2 separate regions of the Homo sapiens genome follow, and region 2 is linked to region 1. A link is an interaction called in ENCODE POLR2A ChIA-PET data of the cell type or tissue named here. Cell type or tissue: Panc1. All regions are shown on one strand.

What was found. Peaks named below come from ENCODE experiments on the same cell type or tissue, not always from the same donor. Only the 100,000 strongest peaks of a DNase experiment are listed, where the experiment ranks them.
Region 2: POLR2A ChIA-PET joins it to region 1 with 8 read pairs; 3 of 35 experiments call an interaction of 5 or more read pairs at or near these places.

What each region holds. Positions count from the first base shown.
Region 1 is chr17:63,973,409-63,975,908 of GRCh38, reverse strand. No RefSeq gene overlaps it. Among named protein-coding and RNA genes, the nearest start is that of SCN4A, 1.7 kb to the right of the region's middle. In Panc1, no CTCF peak of the experiment used is centred here; DNase peaks (open chromatin) are centred at 1,062 and 1,338.
Region 2 is chr17:63,897,681-63,900,180 of GRCh38, reverse strand. No RefSeq gene overlaps it. Among named protein-coding and RNA genes, the nearest start is that of CSH1, 2.4 kb to the right of the region's middle. In Panc1, no CTCF peak of the experiment used is centred here; no DNase peak of the experiment used is centred here.

The DNA of each region.
Region 1 (2,500 bases):
GGAGAAAAGAGCTAAGGTAGAGTGTCCCTGTGATTCACTCACTTATTCATTTGATAAACTTTTATTGAGCTGGTGACACAAACAAGGGGAGAGTTCCACCCAGCCAGGGTACCCAGGGAGGGCTTCCTGGAGGAGGTGGTTCTTGTGTGGGTTGAGTCTAGAAAGATGAATGGAAGCTCTCCAGGGAGACAAAGAAGATGGGTGCTCTGGGAGGAGAGCAAACCACAAGCAAAGGCATGGGGGTTAGGGCAGGGGGGTGGAAAACAGCTTGGCCCATTTGTGAAAATGGAGGTAGCATGGCCAGAGGATGCGGGAAGGGTAGGCAATGAGGCAGGGATCTGATCATGGAGGGCCTTGGGAGCCCTGGGTAGGGCTTAGGACGTACTCCTAAGCAGTGGAAAGCCATTGAAGATTTAAGCAGGGGGTGAAATTTGTGACTTTACAAATATTTATGGCAGTCTAGGGGAGAGCCTGGTGGGAGGTGTTTCTTTGGTTGGTTTTTGAGACAGGGTCTCACTCTGTCACCCAGGCTGGAGGACAGTGGCACCATCATGGCTCACTGCAGCCTCGAACTCCTGAGCTTAAGGGATCCTCCTGCCTTCGTAGCTGGGACTACAGGAGCATGTCACCACGCGGGGAGGTTATTTGAACAGAACAGGTGAGGGGTGGAGGGTGGAGAGGGCAGTGACACTGGAGAGGGAGCATCAGTAGGGTGTGGAACTGGCCAGATCTACCACCATGATGCTTCGGGCAGCCACCAACCAAAGCCAGCTTCAGCAAGTGGAACCAGTGAGGACATTCCTCCCCTCACATTACAAAACAGCCAGACCTCAGGGGTAATGGAGGAGTAGGAGAAGAGGAAATTAGGAGGAAGTGAACATTTTGAAGGGAGAGGTGTACGCTGTGCAAAGAAAACAGGCTGCAGAGCAGGCCCCAGAGAAGAAGCATCTTCCAGGGGCAGGGAAGGGGCAGGTCCCAGAGCAGAGCTGGGGAGAGTGGCCGGACGCACAGGTGATGTCCTGCTCCCAAGAAGAAAGGCGGTGTGCGGTGTGGGAAGCTCAGGAGGGCCAGCGGGGAAGAAAACACTGGATCTGTCCCCTGGGGAGCTCTGGTGACTCAGGTGAGAGTCATTTCCTCGAGTGCTGGGGTTGGGAGCCAGACTATGTGTCTGTGGGCTTTTGTGGCCCTACTTGGGCTCGTGTAATGAAAAGAGTGAGCAGTATCAGGACAGGAGGATCATCACAGCAGGGACTGCAGACTGGGTGGGTGCACAGCAGCCCTGGGGTCTCTTCAAGGCCATCTGGCTGGTTGGCGCCTTCTGTGTAGTGACAAGCAGCATGTGGGGGTGTACGTGGAGTGGGTGATGGGGAGGAAGGTGGCAAGGTATATGACAGAGCTGTGAGATGCAACTGGGAAGGTCTGCATGTGGGGTGGCTCCAGGCCGGGTGTGCGTGCATGTGCCTGTGTGTGCAAGTGTGTGCACATGCACGCCCACGCTCACGACAGGGGCCAGTGAGCAGCTGAGGGCAGGGTTGGCAGGAATAAGCAGAGTCATCCCCGTGGAAACACGACTCCCTGGGTGCTGTAAGGAGCAGCTGGGAGCCAGGCACAAGGGCGTGGCCAGCTCTGCCCAGTGGCTCTGGCCTCTCCCTGGCCACCCTCCCCACCTGTTGAGCAAGCCTGAGAAGCGCCCGTGCTGACCAGGGCAGGGGCGCTGCTGCAAGGGTCAAGGCCCACTGGGAGAGGTCCACCCTCAGGTGTGGCTTTGGGGGTCTCTAGGGGTCTGTCCAGGTCCCTGTGGTGCAGGGGTGGCTCCAGGTCTGTCCATGTGGGTCTGGCAGTGGCTGCCTGCAGCTGGTCTGCAGGGGTCTCACTGCAACTGCCTGCTGATGTGGTCATTCCCCCAGGGCCATTTGCAATAAGTGATCCCCCTTCCCTTCCACAGGAATAGGCTCTGGAGGGCTGGGCAGAAGGGGAGAGGGGCCAGGTGGGGCCCAGACCACACAATGCTCACAGGCATCAAAGGCTCCTTGTGGATGCCCCTTCCCCCAATCCAGCTTGTGCTGGGACCACCAGCCAAAAGCAGTCCCCAGGAGCTCTAGCCCTGCCCCCACCATTGGAGTTGTCCATCTCCTTGTCCCTGTGACCTTCCCTGTACGTCTTCTCTTCCACGTTAGCACCTGCAGCTCTCCAGATGCAATGTTCCTCTCCCAGTTCACCCTGCCTGCCCAGTGGGCTAGAGCCCCCAGGGCTGTGGGAGGGAACTGCTAGGAGACCCCTGCCGGGCCCAGGGCCCTTTCTTCTTCCCTCTCCCAGCCCAACACCAAGTACCCCAAAGATCAGGAAAGAGGAATCCACACCCACCCCCATCTTTCTTTTCCCTTCCCTCCAGGCCAGGGATGGCAAACACAGGCAGAGGCACCACGGTCTTCCTCCTTGCGCCCCTGGCAGACATCACTAATCAATCACAGCAACCTTTTTGCACAGAGCCTGGCTGCCA
Region 2 (2,500 bases), 76 kb after region 1:
TCGGCTCATGACAACCTCTGCCTCCCGGGTTCAAGCAATTCTCGTGCCTCAGCCGCTCCAGTAACTAGGATTATCGGCAAATGCCACCACCCCCGCTAATTTTTCTATTTTTAGTAGAGATCAGTTTCACCATGTTGGCCACGCTGGTCTCAAACTCCTGACTTCAGGTGATCCACATGTCTCAGCCTCCCAAAGTGTTGGGATTACAGGCATGAGCCACCACGCCGGCCTATCCTGAGCCTTTTGAAGCTGACGCCAGAGGTGCAAAGCGCAGCCTCTCCCCACTGGCCACATAGAGGCTCTTGTTGGGTAGTCTCTCAGCCTGCAGCAGCCAGGGATCTGGCCTCAAGTGATGCCCCAACAGTGAGCGACTTCCCAGTACTGTCAGGGGAATCCCAAGTCTAATTCAAAGTTGATTTTTTACCAGCAATGAATGATAGACATGGTCTCCATTGCTCAAGGCTCTGGGAAGATCTAGACTAGAGAAAATGATCATTGACTTCTACCCACACCTGTGGGCCTCAGTTCTTCCCTCTGGTCCATGGTTGGCATGGTAACCCCTTACAAAGGTGTTTCCCCAGGGGTTCCTAGAGTCCTCTGAGTCACCATAATTCTGCGGTCAACAGAAATGGAGAGGTGAGAGGAGACACTCCCCTGCCCTGGCAGGTCCCACATGTTCCTGGCAGTAACCTGCATGGGGAGCCTCGCCACCCGTGTGCCCACCTGCGGAGTTATGTAGTGGTCCCCAACTAGGGCCCCTGCCACCCTCTTTCCTAAGGGAGGCTGCAGACTTCTTCCATGGCCAAAAATCCACATCTAAGTCCCCAGCACTGGCTAAAAGACCCTGTCATGGGGGCTCCCTGTCCCAGCTGACATTGGAGGAAGGATGGTGGGGGAGGCAGGGACCCTCTTCTACTTGGAGCTCAGGGACCCTCTTCCATTCCCACCTGGCTCCTCCTCTTTGCTGGTGCTGGAAGGAGCAGGGGAAAGTGGTGACTCCACCCTCCCTTGACCCCATATTTCTCAGAGCTGGTATCATCGATGACACCCCTCTTGGATCCTCCTACAGGCCTGCCTGGAGAACAGCTCACAGCACAGTGCCCTCCCAGCAGATGATGAGTCTGGGGTGCTAGTCCAGTAATGCTTCAGGAATGACGGCAGAAAAAGGAGCTCTGTTTTCTGCTCTGAAAGTGGGGAGATGGCAGGGCCCCAGCATTCACATCCTAGGCCACAGGGGTGTGGGTGTTCAATGTTGGTTGCCAACACCACTGCCAACCACTTCTGGAAGCGTTTGCCTGTTTGTTTGCTTGTGTTTCTACAGAGTCAAGTGCTAGATGCTCTTAAACTCGGGGGGAAGATTTCACCACTAGAGAGGGTGCTCTTTCCTGCTGCCATCTCTGGGGGCATCTGATGCTTGTGACCTCCAGATTATATTGAAATAGCCCCAACTCTGGGCACCAGGAGACAGGAGGCTCAGTCCTGGCCTTCTCTGCCTTCACCTTTTCCTGCTGTGAGGTTTCCACAAGGCACCCCATGCCACTGGGCCATTCTCACCTGAGAATTGAGAAAGAACAATCTGCCCCTTATGGAAAGACAAAATCAGGCAAAGGGCCCCTTGTGTTGGGGGCAGGATCCCTGCACTCAGAGGGATATAGAAGCTGAAATAACTGGGTTGGGAGCGGTGGCTCATGCCAGTAATCTCAGTACTTTGGGAGGCCAGGGAGGGTGGATCACCTAAAGTCAAGAGCTCGAGACCAGCCTGGCCAACATAGTGAAACCCCGTCTCTATTTAAAAAGTACAAAACTTAGCCCGGCATAGTGGCGGGCGCCTGTAATCCCAGCTACTAGGGAGGCTGAGGCGGGAGAATCACTGGAACCCAGGAGGTGGAGGTTGCTGTGAGGCAACATCATGCCACTGCACTCCAGCCTCAGAGACAGAATGAGACTCCATCAAAAACAAGAAAGAAAGAAAGACAAAGAGAGAAAGAAAGAAAGAAAGAAAGAAAGAGAGAGAGAGAGAGAGAGAGAGAGAGAGAAAGAAAGAAAGAAAGAAAGAAAGAAAGAAAGAAAGAAAGAAAGAAAGAAAGAAAGAAGGAAAGAAAGAAAGGAAACTAAAATAACTAAATAACTGAGTAGCACCACACCACCTGCTCTGGAGAAAGGACTTTTGTTGTTGTTGTTGTTGTTGTTGTCGTTGTTGTGGTTGTTGAAATGGAGTCTCACTCTGGCGCCCAGGCTGGAGTGCCATGGCCCAATCTTGGCTCACGGCAACCTCTGAGTCCTGGGTTCAAGCGATTCTACCTCCTCACCCTCCGGAGTAACTGGGATTGCAGGCTTCTGCCACCACACACAGCTACTTTTGTATTTTTAAGAGATGGAGTTTTGCCATGTTGGCTAGTCTGGCCTTGAACTCCTGACCTCAAGTGATCCACCCACCTCAGTCTTCCAAAGTGCTGGGATTACAGGCATGAGCCACCATGCCCGGCCTGGAGAAAGGACT